Regions from separate parts of the Homo sapiens genome. Here region 1 is linked to region 2. The links are chromatin loops, found by intact Hi-C in ENCODE. Cell type or tissue: heart right ventricle. All regions are shown on one strand. Each heading gives the region's core, and the rest is flanking DNA. Links, peaks and the distances in the headings are about the cores only. Region 1 overlaps CEMIP (cell migration inducing hyaluronidase 1). Region 2 overlaps ARNT2 (aryl hydrocarbon receptor nuclear translocator 2).

Evidence for each region. A loop is a pair of places that touch in the nucleus more often than their neighbours do. Peaks named below come from ENCODE experiments on the same cell type or tissue, not always from the same donor. Only the 100,000 strongest peaks of a DNase experiment are listed, where the experiment ranks them.
Region 1: it touches region 2 in a loop (2.2-fold over the local background); 2 of 110 quality-filtered maps call a loop at or near these places.

The regions. Positions count from the first base shown.
Region 1 is chr15:80,940,844-80,946,216 of GRCh38, reverse strand. It overlaps CEMIP (cell migration inducing hyaluronidase 1), which reads right to left. Exons shown (of 30, transcript NM_001293298.2): 26 at 4,164-4,368; 27 at 3,880-3,966; 28 at 3,115-3,272. Among named protein-coding and RNA genes, the nearest start is that of MESD, 46 kb to the left of the region's middle. In heart right ventricle, for the core only: no CTCF peak of the experiment used is centred there; DNase peaks (open chromatin) are centred at 2,896 and 3,160.
Region 2 is chr15:80,572,184-80,577,556 of GRCh38, reverse strand. ARNT2 (aryl hydrocarbon receptor nuclear translocator 2) reads right to left here. Exons shown (of 19, transcript NM_014862.4): 13 at 3,337-3,409; 14 at 2,447-2,570; 15 at 592-691. Among named protein-coding and RNA genes, the nearest start is that of MIR5572, 6.2 kb to the left of the region's middle. In heart right ventricle, for the core only: no CTCF peak of the experiment used is centred there; no DNase peak of the experiment used is centred there.

The DNA of each region.
Region 1 (5,373 bases), core at 95-5,094, 370 kb before region 2:
AGCCTTCTCTGAGCTGCAGGAAGAGCATGGCCAGGTTTGAAGTCTTTCTGGGAGAACACCATGTCGTTACCATGATGCTCGGGTTGTACCAAGAGCTCAGATTGACCTCTTACGTTCACGTCACCTCTCTCTGGTTAGGCAACACAGGGCTATTGCCTCTATTTTGCAAATGGGGAGATTGAAGCAAATAGTTACCAAGTATCTCAGAGGACCTACCAAAGGGAAATGTGCTTGAAAGACACAGAGGTTTGGAGCAATGTGTGCACCCAGCCTGAAGGTCCCAAATTGCAAAAGTTCGACTTGGGAATAAGGAGTGTCTATCCCCTGCCTCGGGGTGTATTCAGTCCAAAGTGCTGGGAAAATAGCCTTCACAGTGGCAGACTCAGCACACTGGGCCAGATAGGAGGAAGTGAGCACCTCCCTTGGGAATAGAAATGGGGCAGAAGCTCAATGGGGCGTCCAGTTTGTATCTCAAAGGAACTCTGTAACCACAGACCACAGTCCAGACATGGAAAAACTGTATAGGATTCTGGAACCTGTTGTTACCCCCATTTGTGTCCCACTGGGAACAGCGGGAAAGATCTTAAGATGCGAAGGGCTTGTGTGAAATAAGGATAGATGGGAAGGGAGCTGGGGCTGCCTCAGGCCCTTGAGGAAGGCTGGAGAGGGAGGCCCAAAGGGTTGGTAGGGTGAGGCCCCTTAAGGAGACAGGTCTCATTGCTAACACATCCTCCACTCTAGATTCAGGATCTGTTCTCAGGAGGATATTTCTGCATTGTTTCATTTCAGAACAAAAGCTAATGGTCCTTTGTTGGAGCTCAGCCTTCCTACTTGGGGGACTCAAATGTAGGTCTTGCCCTCCTGATGGGGATCTAAGTTAGCTCACAGGAGCGGGACAGAGAGATGGGCTTCTTGTGTCCCCACCCCTTCCCACTGATGCCCAGAAGCCTGCCTACCTATGTTGGGAACACTTCTTTGCCTGGTGTGCCATCCTCATGGCCTATAAGCCCATGCCCCAGCCAGCACAGTCTCCCACAGAGTGGCAGTGCAGAGGCAGCTCCCAGAAGCCATGCTAGATGTTTCTGGTGTGAGCAGCTGCCCTCTTCTCTCCCCAGGACCCTGGGGCCAGTAGTGGCCTGCTGGATGGGGTAGGAAGCATGGGCCAGGCTAGGCAGGGCCCGCAGCCACAGTAGAACAGGATCTACCTTGCCTCATTCCCTGCTGCTTTCCAGGAGGTTAGAGAGGGGTCTAGTGGTACCAATGCCTGCCTGGGTGCCCAGCGCCAGCCCAGGGAGTGGCCCATTCCAGTAAGGGCTTCCCCCAGAGAGGTGCTGCTGCTCGGGCTGGTGGGAGCCTTGCACATGGTTCCAAACAGAGTAGCACTGCAGTCTAGTTTCTTATTCCAAGCTTCTGCATCATCTTTCATTTCAAAAGAAAATTCTCTGCCCAAAACGTCATGATCTCTAGAGGATAACTATTTTTCCCAATTTGGTCAACCTTGTCCTCTGTCTGAATCTGCATATGAAAAATAGAATGCCGAAGAAGCATCTGATGGGGGAATGAGGGAGGGAGTAAATGTGGTTAAGCAAAATCCCATTATCCAAAATCTCGCCAGGTGCCCAGTTCACGTCGTGCCCCTCATGGAGTCAGCATCTGGGAAGTACATTTGCTTTCATTTAATAACTATTAATGTTTACTAAGCACCTACTATGTAGCAGGTACCACATGAAGCGCTTAGACTTTCCACCAGGTTGTGGCTCCTGAGTGAACTGTACACTCACTTAACTAGCCATGTTCTGTGCTAGAAATGCAAAGGGAAGTTAGACATGGCCCCAACATTGAGAAGGCCACACTCTTGATGGGGCAACAGATGTGTCCACCAGACCTATTGTGAGTAGTGCTTTAGCAGAGGTAGAACTTTTATTTTTTATTTTTTTGAGACGGAGTCTTGCTGTGTCACCCAGGCTGGAGTGCAGCTGCGCAATCTCGGCTCACTGCAACGTCCGCCTCCTGGGTTCAAGCGATTCTCCTGCCTCAGCCTCCTGAGTAGCTGGGACTACAGGTGTGCACCACCACACCCAGCTAATTTTTTTGTACTTTTAGTAGAGATGGGGTTTCACCATATTGGCCAGGCTGATGTCAAACTCCTGACCTCATGATCCACCCACCTCGGCCTCCCAAAGTGCTGAAATTACAGGTGTGAGCCAATGCGCCCTGCCAAGGTAGAACTTTTGGGTTGGATCGGAAAAGACCTCACCGAGGAGGCGATGTGGGGAGACTTGTAAGGTACTGGGGAATTACCAAAGTTTGCTAAGGAGAGGGGACACAGGTTTTCCCTACATTTAAGAAGTTTAAACCAGCGGCCAATATGGAAGATGGGTTGGAGTTGGGGCAACTGGAAGAGGGAGGCCCGTTAGGAGACTGTGCCAACAGTGTTGGTGATGAACAGCAAAGGCCGGGGCAGAGTGGCAGAAGAGAGGACGCTGTGGAGGGAACCAGCAGGCGAGCAGTACTGCAGGCAGAATTGATAGGGTGTGATGATAGCATGTGGAGGAAAGAAAGAGGAGACAAACAGAATGCCCAGATTCTGGCCTGGCTATCAGGATGAATTGTGATGATTTCATCAAAACTGAAGAAGTAGGATGAGTGGCTGGTTTGGGAGGTTAAACATTTTAAAAGGCTGAGAATTCAGTTCCATACAAGATGTCCAGGTGGCGTTGTCCAAGTAGCAGTTGGACTGGAATGTCTGGTGCTTAGGAAGGAGATCCGGGCTGGAGATAGTAGCCACCAGCACTTGGATCGTATTGAAGGTGTGGGAGGGGATGAGATCATGCTGGGAGTGTAGTGAAGAGGGCCAGGGCAACCTTCCCATGTGCAGCGGGGCTGTCCCGCCTGCCTCCGCCTGACCTACATTCACAGCAGCCCAGCTCCAACACCAGAGTCCACAGGCAAGGACGCTCTTGTCCAACACCCATGATTTGTGGGCAGGCTGTGGAGACTGCCTGAGCTTTTCCAGACTGATCTGTGATGAGGGCCTTTGTGAGAGGGAGGGGGCCCTTGCCCAGGGGTCTGCTGTGCCAGCAGCCAATTCCAGAAGCAGAGGTACAGACTCACTTGTCAGGGATGGTCGCCACATAGTTGAAAAGCTGCCATGGTATGCCTTGCAGAATGGAGTTCCTGAAGCTCGTGTGGCTCACCACGCGCCCTTGGTTCCCGTCAATCACCACCACCTGGATGCCATCCTCCGAACTGGGGTACTTCTTCCCATCCACCTACAGAGCCAGAGCAATCCAGGTGTGAGGCAGGGTGCCAAGGCCCCATGGTTCTCCTGCCCAGGTGGTTCCCAAGCAGACCCTGAAGGCAGAAGTTGCCTATGCATCTATTTGAAGCGTAAACTCCATTATCCACTTAACTCCTCGTAGCCCTCAGTAGTGGGTCAAATAGTGGCCCTGCAAAAGTTATGTCCACCCGGAACCTGTGAAAGTGGGCTTATGTGAAAATAGAATCTTTGCAGACGGAATTAAGTTAAAAGATTTTTTGATTAAACCTTCTGGATTTTTAGGGTGGGCCCTAAATTCAAAGATAGGTGCCTTTGCAAAAGAAAGGCAGGAGGAGAGGTGAGACGCAGACACTCAGGAGAAAAGCCCACATAAAGACAGAGATTAATGTGTCTGCAAGCTGAGGAATGCTCAGGAGTGCTGGCAGCCACCAGGAGCGAGAAGAGGCATGGAACAGGTTCCCCGCCCCAAGCCCCCTGGAGGAAACCACCCCTGCCAACACCTTGCTCCCAGTTTGCAGTAATTTGTGCCAGCAGCCGCAGGACACAGTATCACCTCTCAATGAGCAAACCCGAATCCTCCAGGGGCCAGAGGCACTTACTTCAATGTAAGCGAAGTCGTTCCAGAGGTGGAAGAAGTGCTGCTTGGAACTCTCCATCTTCACCTCCAAGAAATGGTCCTTTGTTTTCTGGAAAACACATAGAACCCAATGTAATTGTTAGGTTTGGGTAGTCATTCCCCTCCTCTTCCCGTATCCCCAGTCACAGGAAATGGTTTATGGAGCTGAGTGAGGGACCTAATTGGGTCTGGGCCCGACTGGACGGCAAAGGGCTCTAGGCCCGACTGGACGGCAAAGGGGTCTAGGCTTTGCTCTCAGCCACTCACCAGCTGAGAACCAAAGAGCTTCTTGGGCATCGGCACGTCTACGACAGCCCTCTCGGTGAACTTGGGGTAAGCTGTGGCTGTGCAGTCACTGACGCCTGCGTTCTTTGGAATCAGAGCTTTAATCTTTATCCTCTCACAGCCTTTCATGGAGCAGAAAGCAAACTTCTCTCTCTCGTTCTGAGCTTTCAGCTTCAGGAACAACAGCCTGCACACAAGGAGCATTGCTGGGCATTTGCTTGGACACTCAAACCTCCCTCTTCTCCTCCCACCCACCGAGACATTTACTCTGAGCTGGTCATAGCAGGTAGACCCAGCGGCCTTATAGAATGGAACCATGTCTACCACCGAGTTGCATGTAGTTGGAGAAATAAGGAACAAATGCATTGAAGAAAAAGCTAATGAGAATGGCAATTCTATTCTGAGCACGTTCTATGTGCCACGCCGTGCACACATCGTAAATCGACATATCTCATTTAATCCTCAAACAATCCTGTCCAGTAGGTACTATTATCATCCTGAATTCCTGGATGGGAAAATGGTGGCTCAGAGAAGTGAAGTGACTCGCCCAGGACCACACAGCTGGGAAGTGACAAAGCCAGCATTTTCCATCCCAGCATTGTGCCCGGTGAGGAGATGCTCTGTCTTCCTATCTCTAGTTTTCTCCAAACCATAATTTATTCCAAAAATTATTTATAATTTATTTAAAATAATAATTATTATTGTAAAGGAAGCTGACCCAGTGTTACAGGGAGTCAGATTATGAGGAAAACACAGTACTAACTTGGGATTCATTATTGTTCTTTTAGTGCAGAAAAGCGCTTTCAGGCTGAGTCCTGCATCTGAAACATGGGAAGATAGGATATGGGGTATCTACCACCCATCTTGCTCTGGGGACCAACCCTTCACTGAGTCCAGTCAGACTAGGGAGCTGGGTTTGCACCACAATGCCCTCGCCCCCAAACCCCTACCACACAGCTGCTCAGACCAGGGGCACACATTGGACTCACAGAGGGGCCATGGATTGGCCAACCAGTAACCAAGATTCTCGCTCTTATGGGACCCAGCAGGTCTTGTCCACCACCGGGTGGTGCTTGAACTAAAAGACCACATGGAGTTGGGGCTGACAACCTTGTTGTGCCCCATGCCTGCTAAGGAATCGCGAGAGGAAGGCAGTTTGCAGCAAGTAGCTGAAACAAGAGGCCATGCGTGT
Region 2 (5,373 bases), core at 305-5,304:
TCTGACCGTTCTTCCCAGTTGATGCTTCTGTCTCCCCAGAAGTCAGTGGAGCCAGGCCTTGCCTCCAGTGATGATGTCAGGGCTTCCTCAGTGACCTACCAGATGCCCTTGATGCTAAGAACCAACCCTTGGGAAGGTTGGACACCCTGCCTGAAGCCTTGAGTGCCCTTTAGGATGAGGCTCAGACGTGGTGGGCTGAGCTGACCAGTCTTCCTTGGATTTGGCTGTAGCCTCTGGGCACCAGATGACAGGATACTTCCTGCTACCTTGTCAGCTGTTCCCAGCTCCAGCTCACTTGGGTCCTGGCTAGAGGGAACTCACTCCCTTCTCCCTGGCAATCACTGCCACAGAACACAGTGGCTGGTGCTGTTCACATCCAAGAAAGAGTAACTGACACCAGGAATCTATGGCAACTCATAGAGGGCTCACAGAGCAGAAGCAGAGCCACCAGAATCCTCAGTTTAGTCCAAGGCCTGAGCGCCAGTAACCACTAACTCATGCTTACAGCCCACAGAGCTGTGCTCTGAGACCCAGGGCTTTCTTGGTGAGGGAGCATCTTCCCACGCCATTGTCCCCCTCGCTGGCACATACCTGAAGGCCTTCCCGGAGTGTCCAGAGGGAAATGGGCTTCCTTGGGAGTAGATCTGCTGGGTTCCTGCTGCAGAGGCTGAGCTCATCATCTTCTTCTCCGCTAGGAAAACCAGAGCAGGAGTCACATGCGAAGGTTCCCTGCTCTGCAGACCACAGAGGAGGCTGCCCCAAGAAGAGGTGCAGGGGTGGGCGTGGGAACGGGAGGACACAAGTCAGGGCAGCCCGCCTGCACGCAATCTTCTCAGCCTTGCCTCTGCCTCCTCATCTCCCCTGGAGCCTCCCTGGCATATGAAGGCACTGGGCTGTTGTTCTTGACCCCTAGGCTAGGCCACAGGCTGCTTGACGGCAAGGCTTTTTTGGAGAGTGGGGAAGATTAAAAGAATTAATGAGGCTAGGCATGGTGGCTTGCACCTGTAATCCCAGCATTTTGGGAGGCTGAGGCAGGCGGATCACTTGAGGTCAGGAGTTCAAAACCAGCCTGGCCAACATGGTGAAACCTTGTCTCCACTAAAAATACAAAAATTAGCCAGGCATGGTGGCAGCCATCTGTAGTTCCAGCTACTCGGGAGGCTGAGGCAGGAGAATCGCTTGAGCCCAGGAGGCGGAGGCTGCAGTGAGCTGAGATCACGCCACTGCACTCCAGCCTGGGCGACAGAGCAAGACTCCACCTCAAAAAAAAAAAATTAATGAGAGTTCTTTCTCAGACATTATTTTATCCAATCTTTCCAACCCTGCGGTGTAGGGATTCCAAGTCCTCTAGTTCTGGGTGAGGAAGCACAGGGTAACAGCGAAGAGGATGGACTCTTATCTCAGCTCTCTGGGTCTGAATCCCATCTCCAAGGTAAGAGGTGCAACCTTGGACTGTTACTTAATCATCCCCTGCCTCAGTTTCCCAACAGAAAGAAGGCGAGAATAAAAGTATCTTCCTCAGAAGGCTGTAGTGGCAATTCAGTGAGTTAACCTAAGTGCTTACGACAGTGCCTGATTAAGGGAGCAAACAGAAACTAAAAGTTTGCTATCGTTTGTTACAGATGAGAAAAGTGAGTTGTAGCTTGTCCAAAGTCATGAGCCGGCGAGGGAGGGCTCAAGGCGTGAATGCAAGCCCAGTGCTCTTCCCACTCTGGAACTCAGCTACCCCTGGCCACCCTCACCCAGCAGGTGCCGCAGCAGGTGATGTCCAGGGAACAGCCCTGGATCTGTGTGCCTTGACGTTCCACTAGGGTTTCTTTGAGAGACTGAGCTCCTCTAACACTGAAAACACTCAGCCCCTGGCCAGCAGGTGCAATAATGCATGATTTTCTGCCACCGCAGAATGGTGAGCAGAGTCGTCTCACCCACAGGCTCACCCACAGCCACACGGCTGAAGAAATGGGCTCAAGACCCAGCTGGCTGTTTAGAATTTTACACGAGAGAGAAGGTGCTTTGTATGGTGGTTTGAGAAACAGGAGTGGGAACACGAGTGGTGGCAGGGTGCTAGACAGCAGGCTCCAATGTGACAGTTCTCCCTCCTTCGGTCATCGAGGGTGCCCAGGGCTCTCTGCAGTGCCCTCCCAGTGCCCCAGAATCTTCAAATTTCTACCCATCTCATTCCTACAATCCCTAACATGTTCACCCGCAATGCGATATTGGAATAAAGGAAATAAAGTTTAGTTACCATACCCTGGGTAACTGGTATACAGAGGCAAGGCCAGGAGTAGACAGAATCCATTCCAACTCGTGTATTTTTATACCCTGCAATGGTTACTCAAAACTCACCTTCCGTGGCCCCCTCTTACTAAGAGTAGCTGTCTGTAGATGGCCTGAAAGCAACTGTAAACCCACACTCTCAAAACCTCAGTACCATTTGGAAACTTACATGCACTAATTCCTGCAAACATTTCAGCAAACCGAGGATCTCTTTCCTGGGAGAAGATTGCATCCGCCTTTTCCACGGACTTCCCGGCCTCATGAACACCGGCTGGTAGGTTGGGGACGGGGACCTATTTGCACATTAAATAAAACACAACAGCAACTCATGCGTAAGGCACAGAACATGCGTCCCCAGGAGCCACCAGCTCTCCTTCATCAGAGCCCCCTCCCTCTGGAATCACTGGCATTTTGGGCTGGAACATTTTATCGGGTGGGAAGCTTTTCTATATGTGAAAGCCAAGAAAAGCCGGTGAGGGGGTTAGGGGGCGGTGAACTGAAGGTCAGAGGAAGGACAGCAGAGTCACACTGATTACTTTCTTAGAGAGAGTGAGAAATGAACAACAATCAACTTACTCTAAATATCAGGAAAAGTGGACATCATGTGGAGATAGGAGAAGGAAAGGAGACAGAGCCGGTGAAGAGGGAGGCTCAGAGCATGACAGGAAGAGGCACATTGAGGAAGAACAGGACACAGGCAGTGGCAGGGAAATGGCCAAGAAGCCAAGGGGCCCAAGGGGATCAGAAGCTGCTCTTGCTGGCCTCTGAGTATACTCATACTACAGTTCACGCATGGTCCTCAGAAATGTCCCTCAGCCCTTAGGTTGACTATGGCCCCTGGTTCTTCACCTGGTACTCACACATTCTTCATGGCTCAGTTCTATAGGGAGGAGTGACAGCAGCAGACCCCCAGGGGACCTGTAGGTCTGCTCTTTCCATTGTAGTGGGGGGATGGGGCAATCCTTTGTGTTGAGGGGCTCAAGCTCAGGGCTGAATTGAGTCCCAAGTCCATTGGGCTGGAGACAATTCCAACAGGGAAAGGGTTTTCCAGAAACTCACCTGGGATAAGTCATACGATGACAATCCATCTCTCTGGTGCACTTCCAATTCTGCCTGCTGTTGCTGAAGTTGCCTGTGAAACAAGAAGACAACAGAGGGTCATGAAGAACAGAAGGGGTGACAATAGGGCTAAGCCAGGACTTTTCCCATACCTCAGAGGCAGAGTGGGTGATATCCGATGGATCTCTACATTGTTTTCCATTTTTAATCATTTTATTTTTAATGCCCTAAATCAAGACTCCAGACATTGCATTTCATGTTTAGGCTACCAAACTCAACTATTTAAGAAACCAATTTTGACGTGTGACTTCATTTTATGCAGGGTCAAAAGATACCGCAGAACAAATACTTTAAGGCAAATTCAGAAAAGCAGTTGGGTTTAATGCTGAATGAAGCAGTTGGCTTCAGCTAACACTTAGCCATAAACGGGCGGGTGTTTACATTATCTCATCCAATCCTCACACTATGCTTTCACAGTGGTTATTCTACCCTCATATTAAAATTAAGAAACTGAAGTTCAAAGAGGTTAAGTGGTTGCCAAGGTCAGCCAACTGGCAAATGGCTATGACAGAACAGAGCCAGGGTCTGACCTGATACTTCTGACTCCAAGGGGCTTTGCTGCCTGCTCCATTTGGGGAAGAAAAAGACTTGCTGGAGGAAATGGCGGCTTTACTGGATTGTTTTCAAGGGAAAGTGAACTCTATAGCTCAGAGCCTAAAAATGGGGCAAATGACAGGATCCTCTTCAATTGTAAATATCATTAAGAAGGACAGGCAAAAAATTATTAGTGGTACTATGCAATTCAAATTACTAACAGACATTACTCCCAGCCCAGCAATCAATTTAAAGCATATGAACAGACAATTCAAGCAAAATAAATAAATAAATAAAAGGACAAATATACATGTACTGTATGTACCTATAATAACGTATATATAATAGATACAATAAACAAGTCAGGGAAACATTTTGCCATTAAAATAATCAAAATAAATGTAAATTAAAACACCTTTGAAGTATAATTTTTCAACTGCTAAGTTGGTAAAAATATGTTTCACATGGTGGCTTTGCATTGAAACTACCATGGTCACACGGTGTTGGGGAAGTGTGCATGGCACGACCTTTTCGGAAAACTATGGTGACCCAGATGAGGGACTGTGGACTTGCTCACACGCTCCCAGGTGGTCATCCTGCTGCTGAGCTGTAGTAAGGAAATTATTCAGTGGAAGGAAGTAAGAGCTACCCATGCAAAGTTGGCTGTAATCAGGAGTGACTTTGTAAATCCTGAATATTAATTTCCTGAGTGACTATTCCACAGCACTGACAGCAACCACTGTGAAGATCGTCTGGAAACACAGGAAGGTATGATGAAAGGTGTGGAAAAGTTCAAGTGCAGCACAATATATTATGCACGCTGCAATTATGGCCACAAACTATGTGGGTGAGCAAAATTTAACACCAAGAAAAACAATCTCTCAAGTGTCTGCATTAATTAGGAAGGTTATGGATTTCCTTTGTTTACGTCCACTGTCTATTTTGAAACAAGAAGGATCACAGTGGGTCTCCTCTGACACGTTCGTGGTCCCACTTTTTTCACCCATGGCTGTGTCCTGGACTGGGTGGTGGGGAACCCCATGGAGGAACTGCCCACAGGCCACCTCCCCTCATCTGGGTCTGGGATGCAAGGAGGGCTGGCTAGATATTCTGTGGGTAGGAAGAGAGGGGAGGGTGGGAGAGGAAGCCTTTGTTATCTAGGATGAGGAAGTGGCTGGTGGGGAGGAGCAGGTGTGGAAGGTAGACCAGCTTCCTGGGGAGGAACCACCAGGAATGCATGGCTGGAACACTGTAACAAAACTGTAAACAAACTGTAACAAAAACTGTAACAAAATTGTAACTATCAGCAAAAGCACAGGCTTGGTGAGAATCTGGAGGCCCCCATCCAGGAGAAGGTGGTGTGTGGCCACCGTGGAAGGAAGGCAGAGGTAACACCTGCACCCGCCCCTGTGCATTTGCCCTGGCCCCCTGCTAGGTGCCTGC